Regions from separate parts of the Homo sapiens genome. Here regions 2, 3, 4, 5 and 6 are each linked to region 1. A link is a contact called in ENCODE Hi-C or POLR2A ChIA-PET data. All regions are on one chromosome and are shown on one strand. Each heading gives the region's core, a stretch centred on a gene start or an enhancer-like site at or near the end of the contact. The rest is flanking DNA. Distances are from core to core; before and after follow the strand shown. Region 1 overlaps CDH1 (cadherin 1). Region 2 overlaps SLC7A6 (solute carrier family 7 member 6). Region 3 overlaps TANGO6 (transport and golgi organization 6 homolog). Region 4 overlaps UTP4 (UTP4 small subunit processome component). Region 5 holds the start of SLC7A6 (solute carrier family 7 member 6). Region 6 overlaps SMPD3 (sphingomyelin phosphodiesterase 3).

What was found. A loop is a pair of places that touch in the nucleus more often than their neighbours do. ChIA-PET counts read pairs that join two places held with the same protein, here RNA polymerase II (POLR2A). Pooled maps may share reads with other maps.
Region 2: a loop to region 1 is called in a map with no recorded cell type, with 10 times the contacts of the local background. The contact joins two enhancer-like sites. A Hi-C loop is called at or near these places in 5 of 37 single-sample maps with no recorded cell type and 7 of 50 pooled maps.
Region 3: a loop to region 1 is called in a pooled map, with 2.7 times the contacts of the local background. The contact joins two enhancer-like sites. A Hi-C loop is called at or near these places in 1 of 168 maps with a recorded cell type or tissue (vagina) and 2 of 50 pooled maps. POLR2A ChIA-PET finds 5 or more read pairs at or near these places in 1 of 52 experiments (A673).
Region 4: a pooled map shows a loop between it and region 1 (23-fold over the local background). The contact joins two enhancer-like sites. A Hi-C loop is called at or near these places in 7 of 50 pooled maps. POLR2A ChIA-PET finds 5 or more read pairs at or near these places in 4 of 52 experiments (WTC11, activated CD4-positive, alpha-beta T cell and activated T-cell).
Region 5: a loop to region 1 is called in a pooled map, with 15 times the contacts of the local background. The contact joins the promoter of SLC7A6 here to the enhancer-like site in region 1. A Hi-C loop is called at or near these places in 6 of 50 pooled maps. POLR2A ChIA-PET finds 5 or more read pairs at or near these places in 4 of 52 experiments (Caco-2, GM12878, PC-9 and 1 more).
Region 6: a loop to region 1 is called in a map with no recorded cell type, with 19 times the contacts of the local background. The contact joins two enhancer-like sites. A Hi-C loop is called at or near these places in 7 of 37 single-sample maps with no recorded cell type and 5 of 50 pooled maps. POLR2A ChIA-PET finds 5 or more read pairs at or near these places in 1 of 52 experiments (GM12878).

What each region holds. Positions count from the first base shown.
Region 1 is chr16:68,755,550-68,758,249 of GRCh38, reverse strand. All of the region lies in intron 2 of CDH1 (cadherin 1), which reads right to left. Among named protein-coding and RNA genes, the nearest start is that of CDH1, 20 kb to the right of the region's middle. RefSeq lists enhancers at 756-805, 850-994, 1,486-1,585, 1,579-1,723 and cis regulatory regions at 922, 1,651. Within about 2 kb of position 1,354, at least 16 of the 41 ENCODE cell types and tissues checked have a DNase peak (open chromatin) inside an H3K27ac peak, as active enhancers do; they include GM12878 and PC-9, where a contact is called at or near this core.
Region 2 is chr16:68,286,798-68,289,497 of GRCh38, reverse strand. SLC7A6 (solute carrier family 7 member 6) reads right to left here. Exons shown (of 11, transcript NM_003983.6): 4 at 1,627-1,752. Among named protein-coding and RNA genes, the nearest start is that of SLC7A6OS, 23 kb to the left of the region's middle. RefSeq lists an enhancer at 1-55. Within about 2 kb of position 1,422, at least 22 of the 41 ENCODE cell types and tissues checked have a DNase peak (open chromatin) inside an H3K27ac peak, as active enhancers do.
Region 3 is chr16:69,056,592-69,059,291 of GRCh38, reverse strand. The region is part of intron 17 of TANGO6 (transport and golgi organization 6 homolog); the gene reads right to left. Among named protein-coding and RNA genes, the nearest start is that of HAS3, 48 kb to the left of the region's middle. RefSeq lists an enhancer at 1,353-1,572. Within about 2 kb of position 1,415, at least 9 of the 41 ENCODE cell types and tissues checked have a DNase peak (open chromatin) inside an H3K27ac peak, as active enhancers do.
Region 4 is chr16:69,165,422-69,168,121 of GRCh38, reverse strand. It overlaps UTP4 (UTP4 small subunit processome component), which reads right to left. Exons shown (of 17, transcript NM_032830.3): 15 at 2,596-2,700; 16 at 937-1,047. Among named protein-coding and RNA genes, the nearest start is that of SNTB2, 20 kb to the left of the region's middle. Within about 2 kb of position 1,426, at least 7 of the 41 ENCODE cell types and tissues checked have a DNase peak (open chromatin) inside an H3K27ac peak, as active enhancers do.
Region 5 is chr16:68,263,159-68,265,858 of GRCh38, reverse strand. SLC7A6 (solute carrier family 7 member 6) reads right to left here and starts at 1,333. Exons shown (of 11, transcript NM_003983.6): 1 at 1,283-1,333. It overlaps LOC124903704 (a long non-coding RNA gene), which reads left to right and starts at 1,402. Exons shown (of 3, transcript XR_007065096.1): 1 at 1,402-1,491; 2 at 2,445-2,672. RefSeq lists an enhancer at 1-795 and a silencer at 1,168-1,447.
Region 6 is chr16:68,368,324-68,371,023 of GRCh38, reverse strand. It overlaps SMPD3 (sphingomyelin phosphodiesterase 3), which reads left to right. Exons shown (of 9, transcript NM_018667.4): 3 at 1-165. Among named protein-coding and RNA genes, the nearest start is that of PRMT7, 59 kb to the right of the region's middle. RefSeq lists enhancers at 1,149-1,338, 2,303-2,502. Within about 2 kb of position 1,308, at least 2 of the 41 ENCODE cell types and tissues checked have a DNase peak (open chromatin) inside an H3K27ac peak, as active enhancers do.

The sequences.
Region 1 (2,700 bases), core at 105-2,604:
CTCTCTCTCTCTCTCAAAAAAAAAAAAAAAAAAAAAAAAAAAGAAATAAAAAGAAGCCTACCCTAGGCAAAATGGGGTGGGGTTGGGATAGAGGGGAGGGACACAAAAAAATTTGAAAAAAAAGAAAGAAACTTGCAGGCCAGTGCAGCAACTCACATCCGTAATCCCAGCACTTTGGGAGGCTGAGGCGGGCAGATGGCTTGAGCTCAGGAGTTCAAAACCAGCCTGGGCAACATGGCAAAACCTCGTCTCTACAAAAAATACAAAAAAAAAAAAAAAAAAGATTAGCCTGGAGTGGTGGCATGCACCTGTAGTCCCAGCTACTTGGGAGGCTGAGGTGGGAGGATGGGGATGACTTGAGCCCAGGAGGCAGAGGTTGCAGTGAGCCAAAATTGTACCACTCCACTCCAGCCTGGGTGACAGAAAAAGGCCCTGTCTCAAAAAAAAGAAAGAAAGAAAGGAAGGAAGGAAGGAAGGAAGGAGAGAGAGAGAAAGAAAAAGAGAGAGAGAAAGAAAGAAAGAGAAAGAAACTTGCCCAAAATCACAGGAAAAGTAAGGGTCCAGTTGGGATTGGAATCCAGGCAATCCTGCTGCATTCCACCCTCCCAGTTCATCTTCTCTAAGAGAAGCTCATAGGCTAAAAGAGAAATAAATGCTGAAGAGTCAAATCTCTGTCAAAACCAGAAATGAAACCTCACATCTGGCAAGTAAAATGTGGTTTCCTAGGTTCAACAGCTTCCCAGGTATTTAAACACTCCCATGGTGGAAGTGAGAGGATTAGCAGAAAGAAGAATGAAAAATCATAACCAAATTACAAAGCCCAAAGAAAAATAAGTACAACTTACAGGAAGTTTCAAAATCAAAAACTCAGCTGGTTGCCATGGCTCACACCTGTAATCCCAGCACTTTGGGAGGCCAAGGTGGGCGGATCACTTGAGGTCAGGACCAGCCTGGCCAACATGGTGAAACCCTGTCTCTACTAAAAATACAAAAATTAGCCGGGCATGGTGGCGCTGGCCTATAATCCCAGCTACTCGGGAGGCTGAGGAAGGAGAATAGCTTGAACCTGGGAGGTGGAGGTTGCAGTGAGCTGAGACTCCAACACTGCGCTCCAGCCTGGGTGACAGAGCAAGACTCTGTCTCAAAACAAAACAAAACAAAAATCAGAGACTCAAAATACAGCTCTGAAACATCCAAAAACCTCAAGGAGTAGAAGAGGGCTTTGTTTTGTTTTGTTTTTTGTTTTTGAGAGAGCGTCTCGCTCTGTCACCCAAGCTGGAGTGCAGTGGTGCAAAACGCAGCTCACTGCAGCCTTAACCTCCTGGACTCAAGGGATCTACCTGCCTCAGCCTCCCATGAAGCTGGGATCACAGGCACACGCCACCATGCCTGGGTAATTGTTTTTGTATGTAGAGACAGGGTTTCCCTTTGTTGCCCAATCTGGTCTCCAACTTCTGGGCTCAAGCAATCCTCCCACTTTGGCCTCCCGAAGTGCTGGATTACAGGCATGAGCTACCGCACCCGGCCTCTTTTTAAATGCAGACTTGAGACAAGAAGGCAAAAGTTACAAGAAATACAACCACAAATTCTATTTTCTCCAGAAAATTTAGTCATGATTACAAGCCTGGGAGTTAGGTGGTAATGAAACCAGCCACATGAACGTCACCAAGCAGCTGTTATTTCTCCAAAACCTTTTAGCACGAAGCTAACAGAGACGAGATCTAGGGCTAGTATCTCCTGGGACTTATGAGTAAGAGCCGGCACCTAGAGTACCTGTCACTATAGAGGGTGATGTCACCGCTGATTCAACCTGATATTGAAAAACCTTACCAGGAGAGGCCTCTCAATGTCGGTGACTCAGGGCCCCACCCCACCTGTTCATAAAGTAAGTGCCCAGGTGTTTGCCTCACTGCTTATTCAAGGGATGATGTTTTCCAATAGGAAAGCCACAACTCTCCCCACCAACAAGTTGGTCATCTTGTTCCCTTTTTCAAACACTCCCACATAGTTGTGGTGAAGAATTTGTTGGGGAGGAAGCCTCGTACTGAAGGTGAGATTCCAAAGTAAGTACCAGGTCCTAGGAACACTCGTATACATGCACAAAAAAAAAAAAAAAATATGCCCTAAATGATGCCTGTTTAGAAAATATCATCCCTCTGCAGGAAGAATCTTTAGAAAACTCGGCTAGGCACAGTGGCTCATTCATGCCTGTAATCCCAGCACTTTGGGAGGCCGAGGAGGGCTTATCACCTAAGGTCAGGAGTTGGAGACCAGCCTGGCCAACATGGTGAAACCCCGTCTCTACGAAAAATACAAAAAGTAGCCAGGTGTGGTGGCACATGCCTGTAATCCCAGCTACACCGGAGGCTGAGGTGGGAGAATCGCTTGAACCCGGGAGGCAGAGGTTGCAATGAGCCGAGATCAGGCCACTGCACTCTAGCCTGGGCAACAAGAGCAAGACTCTGTCTCAAAAAAAAAAAAAAAAAAAATTTAGAAAACTCTGCTGGAGCAATATTCCTCTTGGGCAACATGCTGAGGGGTGGGGAGTGGCTTGGAATGAGCATTATTTCCTGGTTTGAATCTGATACCCTTTAAAGGAGATGTTCCTAAAGTGGCAGGTCAAAAGAGAAAGATAAATAAATAAAAAATGAAGGAGATGTGAAAATGAGCCCTCAGGATTCCTTCTCTAGAAAATGCCTG
Region 2 (2,700 bases), core at 173-2,672, 470 kb after region 1:
TTCTCATACACAGCAGTGGTTCCCTAAGGAACAGATCTTCAGGGGAGGATTACTCAAAACCCAATTTGACCCCAGGATGCTCCTGAGCCTCCAGGGACATCCACATGGCTAGCTCTACTAACTTGATATAAGTACACAGGCTAGACCAGCAGTCTAAGAATCAACAAGGGCAATTCTTTTTTTCTTTTTCTTTTTCTGTTTTTTGAGACAGAGTTTCGTTCTTGTTGCCCAGGCTGGAGTGCAATGGCAAGATCTTGGCTCACTGCAACCTCTGCCTCCCAGTTTAAGGCGATTCTCCTGCCTCAGCCTCCCGAGTAGCTGGGATTAGAGGCACCCACCACCACCCCCGGCTAATTTTTTGTATTTTTAGTAGAGACAGGGTTTCTCCATGTTGGCCAGGCTGGTCTCAAACTCCTGACCTCAGGTGATCCATCTGCCTCAGCCTCCCGGCCTCCCAGAGTGCTGAGATTACAGGCATGAGCCACCGCGCCCAGCCCAACAAGGGCAATTCTTTTTTTTTTTTTTTTTTTGAGATGGAATCTTGCTCTGTCACCTAGGCTGGATGGAGGGCAGTGGCACAATCTCGGCTTACTGCAACTTCCGCCTCCTGTTTTCAAGCCATTCTCCTGCCTCAGCCTCCTAAGTAGCTGGGATTACAGGCGCGCACCACCATGCCCAGCCAATTTTTGTATTTTTAGTAGAGACAGGGTTTCTCTATGTTGGTCAGGCTGGTCTCGAATTCCTGACCTGCTGATTCGCCCACCTCAGCCTCCCAAAGTGTTAGGATTACAGGCGTGAGCCACCGTGCCGGGCCAAGGGCAATTCTTAAAAGCACAGCTTTTTAGACTCCACACCAACCAGAATGTGATCCAACAGATTTGAGATTAGGGTCTCAGCTCCCCGGGTGACTGTACACAGCCACATTTAGGGACTGATGACCTAGAGAACTGGGCTGTGAAATGATTGAGATATCTGTGGCTAAAGACACCTCAAGACCTCTCTAGGGCTCATGAGATCTTGGTAGGCCTGTTACCCTCACTGCCAGTCCTCTCTGATCCAGGAATGAAAAGCTTTCTAAAGCCAACATTTAGGAAAGACACTGCCAATTTCACAATATTTTAATATTTTTCTGAGAGCTGACTTGGGGAGGGATTGCTGAATACAAGTCCAGATGAAAAGTAAAGGCTGCAAAATAACCACCCATTTCCATACCCCACTTCCAGCTCCATATACCCTGCCACCTGTCTCAAGGAGGGCCCAGTCTTCCTACTTGTAGCTTGGCAGTCACAGACCACAAACAGGAGCCACTCTATCCCCACAGATTACTTTTATGACCCAATCATGACCCAAGCTTCAGGAGCTCCTAGGCCCTTGGCTGGCTTCCTGCAATGCTCCCAGCCTCCACCAAAGGAAACCAGCCCTGAGGGACAGGCTGACTCATGTCCACTTGGCCAAGCCAGCCTGGCCCAAAAAGCCCAGAAAGAAATCTACTCCCATCTCTTGCACTCACTGACACATGCTAGCATGTACATAGAAACAGCCGAGCAGTGAAGCTAACAGAGTCGCCATGTTCTCCTCAGGGAATCCAGAGGAACTGTTGGTGGTACCCCCCTTCCCACCACTTACCCTGGCACAGTTTAACAAGGCCCATGACAATGATGGCAATGAGCGCTACGACCTTGGCGTAAGTGAACGTGTCCTGCACACGTGTGCCCCACTTGACATAGGCACAGTTCACAAATGTCAGCAGACCTAGGAGGAAAACCACAAAGTCACTGGCAGGCTTGAGTTGAGGGCACAGGGGCCCAACCCCTCTTTACAGAGAGCACTCTTTCTGCCCTTCCTGCCTAAGGCAAAGGGGCCAATGGACCAGTCAGAACAAGGCGAACTGGCAAGCGAGGGGACACCCTGCACCCGCCCCAGCTGACAGCACACAGGCACTTCCATCACTACTGGTGCTCAAGGATATGAAGGCATGCGTGAACACATACTTATACATCCTGATGGCTAGCACCATTTCTGGGAATTCCCCCCAGGCCCAGGGATGGGTGATTTCACCTACTCTTTCCCACCCAGACTCCCAAGGTTCCAAACCACAGGAGACACAAGACCTCTTCATGGCCAAAAGAAACTCATCAGTAAGTGAGGTAAATTTGAATGCAGATGGCAGGTTACCTAAGAAATTAGAGAGACAGTGTTTTGCATTAAGTGTAAAAATGAGGCCAGGTGCAGTGGCTCACACCTGTAATCCCAGCACTTTGGGAAACTGAGGCAGATGGATCATGTGAGCCCAGGAGTTAGAGACCAGCCTGGGCAACATGGAGAAACCCTGTCCCTACAAAAAATACAAAAATTAGCTGGGCGTGGTGGTGCACACCTGTAGTCCCAGCTACTCAGGAGGCTGAGGAGGGAGGGTCGCTTGAGCCTAGGAGGTTGAGGCAGCAGTGAGCCGTGCACTCCAGCCTGATGACAGAGTAAGACCTCGTCTCAAAAAAAAAAAAAAAAGGAGAAAAAGAAAAGTCTGTTATATGCCTGACAATTTCACATACACCTCTCCATCAATTCTCACGACTCCAAAATACAGATATTCCTATTCCCATTTTATGGATGAGGAAACTGAGGTGAGAGAAGCTAACTACCATTTCTAAGTTCACATTCCCAAGCCCACTGATCGCTTCCACCCTCATTCCTACCCATACC
Region 3 (2,700 bases), core at 166-2,665, 300 kb before region 1:
GAGACCAGCCTGGCCAATATGGTGAGACCCCCATCTCTACTAAAAATACAAAAAATTAGCCAGGCGTGGTGGCGTACACTTCCCAGATAATTGGGAGGCTGAGGTGGGATAATTGCTTGAACCCGGGAGGCAGAGGTTGTAGTGAGCCATGATAGCGCCAATGCACTCCAGCCTGGGCAACAGAGCAAGACTCCGTCTCAAAAAAAAAAAAAAGAAATTAGCTGGGCATGGTAATGGGTGCCTGTAATCCCAGCTACTTAGGAGGCTGAGGAAGGAGAATCACTTAGACCTGGGAGGCAGAGGTTGCAGTGAGCCGAGATCGCAGCATTGTATTCCAGCCTGGGTGACAAGAGCAAAACTATGTCTCAAAAAAAAAAAAAAAGAGTAGAAAAGTCCAGTGGTTAAAGACCATTCTGGCTAACACGGTGAAACCCTATCTCTACTAAAAATACAAAAAAATTAGCCAGGTGTGGTGGCGGGCGCCTGTAGTCCCAGCTACTCGAGAGGCTAAGGCAGGAGAATGGTGTGAACACGGGAAGCAGAGCTTGCAGTGAGCCGAGATTGCGCCACTGCACTCCAGCCTGGGTGACAGAGCGAGACTCCGTCTCAAAAAAAAGAGAAAAGTCCAATGGTTAAGGAAGCAGAAGTCTCAGGAACCCAGGTTTGTCCTAATACACTTGTAATACTTCACCTCTTCCTCAAGTATGATCTCAAGCCAGTTCTAATTAGTTCCTTCAGAACAGCCAAGCTGGCAATAAGATAGCCTGGGTTTGCATTCAGTTCTCCTGCTTACTGGCTGTGTGGCATCCGAATGTAAACCTTCTGGACCTGAATTTTCTTATCTGTAAATAGAGTTAATAAGCATATGTCTCTCACAAGGTTGTTAGGGGGACTCAGTGAGATAATAATGTAAAGAATTTAGCACTCTGCCTGGCATACAATAAACCCTTAAACAGGATTAGTTATATTACTATTAAGTATCAAACCTTGGAGGACATGGAATTTATTTGGCGCAGATTTGCTATGAGCAAACAATCCATGGGGTGATGAGCAATGAGCTGGAACAAACCCCAGAGCATCAATCCAGGCTGTCATTTCGCGTCACCCCAAGGAGGGTACACTTAGTCAGAACTCCTCCCTTTCAGAGGATGGAGCAAAGATAAATGGGTTTTGCAACCTGTAGGCCCATCTGATTATCAGAATAATCACTCTCTGGGAAGAAATAATCCCCGAATCAGGTTGTAGACAAGGAGGAAAAGTCCCAGGACTGACTCCCCAGCTTGGCAGCCCTGAAGGTGTCTGGTCTCTTTCAGTTTTTCTCTACCCCATGCTTTTTTCAGTTCTGTGTACATTGTGGGAAGTTGCTGAATCGCGTAGTCTGTGGTTGGACTGTGCTTTTGGCAAGAGGTAGGGGAGCATGAGGAAGGGTAAAGAAAGAAGCCAAGGTTGTTTCCTGCTTTTGCTCTCTTACAGAGCTCCTGTTGGCAGGTCCCGGGAGGTCAGGAAACCCGGGTGCCTGAACACTTTCCCATCACTGTCTCATCATTCTCCTGGGCTAGCAGTAAATACGCCAAAGGGATGTGGTCTGGCCTCTTTTCCTTTTGGATTTCATGGTTTCTGGGATTGGAAGCAGCCTTCTGTTGGCCATGATCTGTGTAGGGAATGCCCAGGTGACTCAGAATTGGAGTTCTTCAGGTGACAGGGACATAGAAAATGGTGTGTGAGCTCTGGAGCTGCACTGCCTGGGTTCATCTATTGGCCTGCCATTTAATAGTTGTTGAACAAGTTACTTAGCTTCTTCGTCTTAGTCTCCTCATGTTTAAAATAGGGATAGCAGAATTCTGTGAGCCTATTTGGCTTAGGAAGCTGGCCGTAAATAAAAGAAAAAAGAGTGATAGTAATCATACTGAAATGGGGTTACTATAAGGATCTGGTGAATTAATTAATGTAAAGCACACAGATATAAGTGCTGTCATGTAGTAAATGCCTAAATAAAAGTGTTTTGTGTAGTTTTAATTTATACTCTATTTTTCAGAAACACAACTACCATATAAACTGAGAGAGTATTTTTATTTCTTTGGGATTTTACAAAGAGCAATTTACCATTTTTGAAAATCAGGCCATTCACGGGAACTTGTAGTTCCAGCTAATCGGGAGGCTGAGGCAGGAGAATGACGTGAACCTGGGACGTGAACCCATGAGCTTGCAGTGAGCCAGATCATGCCTCTGCACTCCAGCCTGGGCAACAGAGCAAGACTCCATCTCAAAAAAAAAAAAAAAAAAAAAAAAAAAAAGAAAATCAGGCCATTCAAGGCTGGGCTTGGTGGCTCATGCCTGTAATCCCAGCACTTTGGGAGGCCTGGGCAGGCGGATCAAGAGGTCAGGAGATCGAGACCATCCTGGCTAACACGGTGAAACCCCGTCTCTACAAAAAATACAAAAAAATTAGTTGGGCGTGGTGGCAGGCGCCTGTAACCCCAGATACTCGGGGTTACTGTAACTGGTAACTTGCATTGCTAATGAGTGCTAATTCTTCCTGGCATTAACTTTGGAAAATTATAAACTATTGTCTCTTCATGAGCTTTAGTTACCTAATTCATAAAATAAGACGGTTGCATTATTTCCCAAAGTATCTTTCAAGGAACTTGGCCTGCTTATGATGAAAAAAGGGTTCTTGGTAAATGAATTTAGGAAATTGTG
Region 4 (2,700 bases), core at 177-2,676, 410 kb before region 1:
AAAGGTCTCAGCAGGATTTTTTTACATTTCTCTGGATAGAAAATCTATGCTTCTTATATCTCAAGAATCAATGTTAAGCAAGGACTTTAAAGCCTAAGTTCTTTTTTTTCTCAGACAGAATCTCGATGTTACCCAGCCTGGAGTGCAGTGGTGCAATCATACTCACCGCAGCCTTGAACTCCTGAGCACAAGCTATCCTCCCATCTCAGCCTCTTGAGCAGCTGGGACTACAGGCATGCTCCACCACACCTAGCTAATTTTTATATTTTTTTTTTTTTTGTAGAGACAGGGTCTCACTATGTTGCCCAGACTGGTCTTGAACTCCAGCCTCAACCTCCTAAAGTACTGAGATTACAGGCGTGAATCACCATACCCAGCCTAAGGCAACTGACAACTGGCAAGCTACAAATGCATCAAGAAGCTAATCACATTTGAGTCATTTGAGTAATCAGTAATTTACAGAACTCTCCTTTTTTTTTTTTTGTTAATAGTGATGGGGTTTCACCATGGTGCCCAGGCTGGTTTTGAATTCCTGGGCTGAGGAGATCCACCTGCCTTGGCCTCCCAAAGTGCTGGGATTACAGGTATGAGCTACCAAGCCCAGCCTGCTTGACATTTATCCTATGGAACACTCCAACAAGTAAAATTTAAAGCCAGCTCTCATGACAACAAAGACTCTACCCTCAGCGCCAACATTTCTCACTACTTACGCATTTCATTTTGGTTAAGTATGATGTGCCTGCCTCTAACCTACTAAGGCAAGAACAATAAAACATATACAAGGGACAGCCAGCCTCAAAAAGGTGACTTGTCTCCCACAAGCCAGGTTCTCTGCATGGAAACTGAAGGTGCTCTTATCTTCCGATTGTGGAGTTTATTACATTTTGGTATCACAAAGGAACCAACTATCCAGAATAACAACACAAGATGTTTTACCTTATATATCTTAGAAATTTTAAAAGCATGAGCTGTGCGCCTCCGGATGACATCTGATTCATTCGTGGGAGGAAATGGATTGTAGAGTAAGGTTTTGTCATTTGGAAGGGGCTAAAAAAACAAAGACACATTGTTTAAATGGTTACTTTTATTGGGCTTCTGCAGACCAAAGATCTGTAGTGCATTTTGAGCCCAACATCATCTTCTAACCATCATATATATTCAGTACCTCCCTGACATTCGTTAATTCGGGAAAACAGCTGTAGCCATAATACCTCTATTCAGAAAAACTAGGGGGGAAAAAAAGAAGAAAAGGAGAGAGAGGGAGAAAGAGCTGAAGCTACTCTTGCAGCCACACTGTAGAGGGTGGGTGTATGAGGCAAAGAGAGCTTGTTAACTCCATGCAGCAAGATCAAAGGGCCCTTCTGCGGCTTCTGGCCTGTCTCATCAGTATCACTTTGTCAGAATGGAACAAACTGGCAAGTGCAGGAGCTCAGCCCACACAGGGTCTGTGCTTTCTAGACTCTCCCCCAACCAGATCACAGACTGGACAAGTGACTGGAGTTCTCCCCAGGCGAAACCTCAACACAAACCACCTGTGCTGATGTCACTGACACCTCGAGGTGGCCTCTGGCCAAAGAAATGATATTTTGTCTCTGACTTCCTGGGAAATAGCTATGCCTACTGTAAGGAAGCGATGAACTTAAAGCCAATGCTTTGGAAAAAATGATCTGGGCTCAATTACAAAGAGGCAAGAGAGTGGGAGGGGCCCTTCCTGTATCACTCATCTTGCAGAAGGCACTTGTCAGCCAGCTCTGCTTCCCACACCCAGAGGTCGCAGGGCCCACGAGATGATTCCAGTGACACATCCCCGTGCACACCTCCTTTAGAGCCATCTGCTGCTTTCCCCCATGTTCCTTCCACCCCCACCTTCACAAACACACCAAAACACCGTGTGATGGTTGTAATCTAAGCCCAAAGTGCAGGACAGGCATGGCCACAATGCTCCTAGGAAACAAAGCACCTGCCCAGAAAAGCCATACAAATTCAGGGTGAATCAAAACAGCAGCTGGCAAAGAGGACAGAATCTAAAACTGAAGAAAATGCTCGTATCCCATGTAAATCACAGCCATGAAGAATTTTCCTAGCTGGGTTTTTCGAAGATGTTAAGACCAGTTCCTCAAGCCTGCAGACAGCGTTTTAGTAGCTTTAGCGAAGGGGCACAGAGGTCAAAACCTCAGCCTGTACCTCCTTTAATGAAACCAGGTTATTCAGATACCCCAGAGTTCAAAGTTGAAAGCAAGTTAGCCAAATCAATGATACTTCCGGATGAGGGTCACCTTCCGAATACTGGCCTAATCACTTTTCTGTGTAAGATTTATGTGCTTACTCGCAAAGTAGACAAATAGTCAAATCAGCAAAAGCCAGTATACAAAGGCCAGCCCCTTCCCCGAGAGCCTCCCGAAGAACTGTGGGAACACAAACCAGGGAATCTGTAAAACAAAAGCCCCTCTCCTCCAAGAAATGTACTAGCTACCTGTATTCTGATTTACTAGCTACCTTTATTCTGAGTCTCTGTCCTCTTACCTTATTGTACTTGTTGCTTTTAGAACTTTAAGATTCAGAAGAAGATTTGGGAGGTAGCAGTGAAGAACTCACCAATGACTTGTCAATGATGCAGAACATGTAGGCATCATGGAGAAGGATGTGCATCGGTCTCTTGGGATGAAAACTGATGTGTGTGATAGGAGTATCCCTTTGGAG
Region 5 (2,700 bases), core at 84-2,583, 490 kb after region 1:
AATAAAAATACATCCACGGCCAAATAGGGAAGGAGGACAAGGAGAGGAAGAGAGGAGAAAATCAGGCTGGTGGTTTTCCACACACTTGCCAGGAAAATAAACTCCAGTGTAACGACTTGAATAACGATCTGAGATCAAAGTTGGGAAGCAAAAGCCGTCTGCGCAGCACACATGGGACCTGAGTAATGCAGGCAGCCTGGGCAGGTCCCCAAAAGGCCTCACCGCCACCAAAAAGAGGTGGAACTGATATAAGGAAGTACTCACAGCCTTTCAAGTCTGCTCCTCCCAGATCTGAAATCTGGGAGCAGTTCTGAGAGACAAGCCCCGGATGGCTGGGCACTGAACAGCCGCCCTGCGAGATGAGCTGCCCTGGCTTTTTCCCCTATCAAGGGCAGAGACTGAATTCTTTTTAACTGTGTCACCAAGCCCAGGGCATACAAGAGGTACTCAAAAACGTGTTCGCCGACACCCTGATTCCTATTTATACTGACCATTACACAACATGTTTGCTTAGAGCCCAGCAAAGAATTTTCAGAATGTTTCACGTCTATCTCCCCACATTCAGGAGAGATAGTCACACAAGATGACAGGCTATAGGGACGCTCAAAAGAGCCATAATCACCAGGGGCACGCGGGTTCCCCAGCGCCAGCAGCCCAACGCTCCAGGCTCCAGCACGCCACAAAACCTTGCGGCATTCTCTAAAGTAAAAGGACTGATTTTAAAATGATAATCGTCATTCTTGCGACAGCCCCAGGAAGCCTGGCTCCTGAGGTCCTGAGCCCGCGTCTTTCTTTGCCCCACCGCGGCCGCCACACAGCACAGGTTCTCCGTCCTGCAGTCGGAGGCGCAGTCACAGCCCCACTCAGGGTCACCGTCGCACAGTCTCACGCTCGCGGCGCGGCCCGCGCACTCAGCGTCCCGGTCACCCTCGCACCTGGGGTTTCCCTCTCCACACACACCCCCGGTCTCCCTCACACTCGCCGCGTCGCCAGCACACCCCAAGACTGGCTCCCTCGCGGTCACCATCAGCCTCCGGGGCTCGCACCCATACAGCGTTTCTCCCACACTCGGCCCTCACGCTCGAGGTCCCTCTCTCCTCGTGGCGCCCCCCCTCACCCGCAGCGCCTCTCGCGCGGCCCCGATCGGCCAGCCCCGCGCTGTTTCTGGGCCGCATCCCGCTCCCGACGGCGGCAGCGAAGACCCACAGGGTTCGGCTCCCACAGAACGCGGCCCAGCCCCGGCCCCGCTCCCGGCGCGCCCGCCCATGGCCCAGCCCGTTACCTCCCAGTGGCCCGGCGCCGCCAGGATGCTCGGTCGCGCCGCCGCCGCCGCGGCAGCTCAGGCCCCGCCCCGCCACGTCACCCGCCGCCGGATCGCGACAGCGCGCGCCGCGTCGGGACACAGTTCCGTGCGGGGCCAGCTGGCGGCGGCGCTTCCGGGCCCCCGTGGCCGCCACGGCCTGGCCGGTACGGGGTCCGCCGGCCCAGAACGTGAGCGTGGACGCCAGACAGCCCCCAGCTGCCTCGTCAGGGCTCGAGCAGCCCGTGAACTGGGCCCGGCCACGCTCGCCGCCCTGGAGTTAGATGGGGCCTCCGAGGGCGTCCACAGCGGACATTCCCGCGGGGAGCTCTCATCGGCCCCCGCACCCCGTTCCTATCTCGCACTTGACCTGGGCCCGACGCCCAGGGCGCCCCCTACAGCTCACACAGGGATCCAAACGGCCTCCGCCGCCGGGCCACTGCCACTCGCAGTCTAGGAACCCCAGGAAGACACACACTCTGGGGACTTGTCCAAACACACGCACAGCTCAGACTCGTAGCCCTTGAGGCCCCCGCACCCACAAAGAAACTGCAGGCTCCCTTTGCCAACCCCAGGCCTCCCTGGGGCTCTGTCCTCATCTTCCCAAGAGGGCTGCCACCCCTCTTGGGGGAGCTGCACCTCCTGCCCCCCCTCTTGGGGGAGCTGCACCTCCTGCCCCCTTCCCCTCCCTCTGTTTGCTCCTCCATCTTTCTCTCGAGTTCCTTTTCCTCTGGTGGCTCTGGGGCTCTCTGTCTAGAGCCTCCTGACCTCATGGGCGCCTGAGCCCTCCTCCGAAATTTCCTGTCCACACCTCAAGCACTGACTTTCTCCAGGGCCCTGGAATCTTTTCCCCCAGCCTTATGACCACAAGTACACGTCCTCTGGTTCCAGACCATACCCAAGACCCTGCTCCCTGCCACCCAGTGACAGGGACCCAGCCAGAGATGGGTAGCACCTCAGACCCTTCCTCCCCACTCCTCCCACGGCCTATACCTCGTTTTCTTCTCCCCAGCCACAACGGCTTCTCAATCCCTATCCTGCTCCCCTTACCCCATCTCCACAGAGTAGGGGATGCTCCTAGAATACAGATTGCGATGACTTTGTATCTCCCCTGCCTAAAACCCTTCCATTCTCCTCTCTGCAGGCCTGGGATGACAATACTTGAGGAATCCTCGCTGGTGCTGCCCTCCTGCCCTCTGCTTGGAACCCCTCCCCTAAGTGTCAGTGAGTGGACGTATATATTTGGATCAATCGAGTTGCACCCTTTGCCTCCCAGATCAGTTCCTCCGGCCTCCCTGGCTGAGCAGAAGGACAGCTCTGGACACTTGTGTCAGCACCCAGCCCACGTGTCCCTGCCACAGCTTCATATAAGGTATGCCGGCTCAGCCGGGCCTGGTGGC
Region 6 (2,700 bases), core at 59-2,558, 390 kb after region 1:
TACGACGTCGGGGTCTACGGCTGCCAGGGCTGCTGCAGCTTCAAGTGTCTCAACAGCGGCCTCCTCTTTGCCAGCCGCTACCCCATCATGGACGTGGCCTATCACTGTTACCCCAACAAGTGTAACGACGATGCCCTGGCCTCTAAGGGAGCTCTGTTTCTCAAGGTAGGAGACCTCGGCCCAGCCTGAGGACCACGTGCCAGCTGGTCCTAGAGCCATGTAGGCAGGGGGGCTGCAGCGGGGAGTCCTCATCGTCATGGGGGCTGGAGTGGGAGGTTGGAGTGGGAGGCAGACGCGGTCTTTCCTGGAGCCAAACAGCAGGGCCCTGGCTCGGGGACAGGGTCAAGACCAATGCAGGGATGAGCACCGAGGCTCTGGGCTCAGACAGACCCATCTGGGTGATCTGGGCCCGTTCCTCAGATCTCTGAGCCACCATTTCCCCAACTGTAAAGTGGAGAGAGGGTGGGAGTGGAACAGAGCAGTAAGGCCTGGGAAGGGTTCCGAGCTGGCGCAAGAGTGGCGGTGGTAGCCGTGGAGATGGTGGCAGTGATAAAGTGAGGAAGAACAGGAGGTAGGGGCCCTGTCGGTTCATAACGAGGCAGAGAGACCAGCCCAGACCAAGCGCATCAGGCAAGCAGACGGGACCCTCAGGTCTCCAGGCCGTGACACCGCCTGGCTCACTGAGGCCACTAGCTTCCCTGGCCTGGACACCCCTCCCTCCTGGCTGTCGTGCAGCTGCCCTGCCAGGCTGTCTGCCCACCAGCCATGGTTTCGCTTCCATAGTCACTAATTAAAGTGAATCATAATTATTTCTGCTAATTTGGATTCGATTGGAGGAGTTTTTAGGCTGTGGTAATTTGGTCATTACACATTATCTTCTACTGCGCCTGAGATGCTCAGAGTGTCGACTTTTGTTCTCTATCCAAAAGCCGCTCATGGTGCTTCCACGGTTTTCTGAAGTGTCATTTGGCCAGTGGATGCAGCACAGGGCTTTCTGCCCTGAGAGGCAGCAGCTGTTTCAGATGTGGGTTCTGTCCCTTTAGGGTGAGACATGAAAAAGTGGTGGCTTTGCAGGGAGGGCTGCGGTTCAGAGGCCTGCCTAGGGCAGGTTTCCTCACTTCCCAGTTCGCCTTCAGAAGCAACCACACTCCGCCTGCCCAGGGAAACACTGGTGCGCAACCTGGCGCCTGCCATGAGTGGCAGAGCTTGTCTTCAAGCCCTATGGGAGCCAGGGCAGGCAGCAAGGGCCCTGGCCCCCACTTCTGGTTCGTCCATGGCTCTTGTGTGGCTCTGCCAGGCCCAGAGTTTGGGTCCTCTGCTCTTCATTCACAGCAAGGGATGCTGAAATTGAAGCAACTCCTGACAGATAGATCCAACCTTCCCATTTTGGCATATGGTCCGTTGGTGTTCTGTTCCCTGGATATATTTTTGTCTCGACAGCTAGAGTGACTTTCTGGGGAGGAAGGGGATGTGTTGCCAGGTCCAGGGTGGGAGGATGTGCCCCTTACTCCCACCCCTCACTCCCACCCTACTACAGGTGGCTCAGAGGCCGGGCCCTCCCCCGCCCCCTACCCCAGCCCACTTCTGCACAGATCAATCCACACATCCTGTCCCCACCTCCCTCCTCTGTGGGGCACCCTCACTGTTCCCACTGAGCTCAACAGTGTCTGCCTGGGACAGCCCCTCCTCCCAGGTTCTGTCCTGAAAGTTCTTTTCATCTTCCTCTACCTCCTGGGTCTCAAACTGTAACCTGATCTATGACATTCAAAAATTTTTTGTATTGACCAATTTTTTTTTTTTTTTTTTGAGACGGAGTTTCACTCTTGTTGTCCAGGCTGGAGTGCAGTGGCACGATCTCGGCTCACCACAACCTCTGCCTCCCGGGTTCAAGCAATTCTCCTGCCATGGCCTCCCAAGTAGCTGGGATTACAGACATGCACCACCACGCCTGGCTAATTTTTTATTTTTAGTAGAGACGGAGTTTCACCGTGTTGGTCAGGGTGATCTCAAACTCCCGACCTCAGGTGATCTGCCCACCTCGGCCTCCCAAAGTGCTGGAATTACAGGCGTGAGCCACCATACCCAGCCTTGACCAATATGTTAAAATCAAGATATTTCACAGAAAACCCGGTTTGCAGGTTCTCTCAGCAGCCCCAGGCCTGCCACATTCCGTACCCCACGCGGCTGCAGTGAGCTGGAGCCGTGGTTGGCTGCCCCGCAGTGGGGTTTCCCAGCAACCATCATGACACCTGCCTGGGAGTGAGACTCTGCAGCTTCCATTTCTGCCCTTTCTGAGGCCCCTCTGCTTTGTCCTGGCCCAGACCTCTCCCCCCAGCCCTACATCTGGCTGCCTCCAGGACACATCCCCATTCACTCGCAAACCAGACTCAGCCTCTGCCCCGGGCTGCTCCTCTTCTGTGTTCTGCCATCCTGAAGCCAGAAGGACCACCTTGGCTGCTCTGTCCTGTGCCCGACCCATCCATTCCAGGCCCCTAGCTCACTTTCCAGATGGCCCTGGGTGCACCCCACATCTCCAGCTCCCTTGGCCCAGGCCCCCTCCTCTGCATCAGCCCTGCTGTGGTTTCAGCCACCCTCCTCGTCTGAGGCCAGGTGTGACTCCTCTTATGCCCTCCACTGCCTCAGGAAGTCTGAACGTCACCTTGTACCACCTCCCGCCCCCCTGCCCCCGCCACCCTTAGC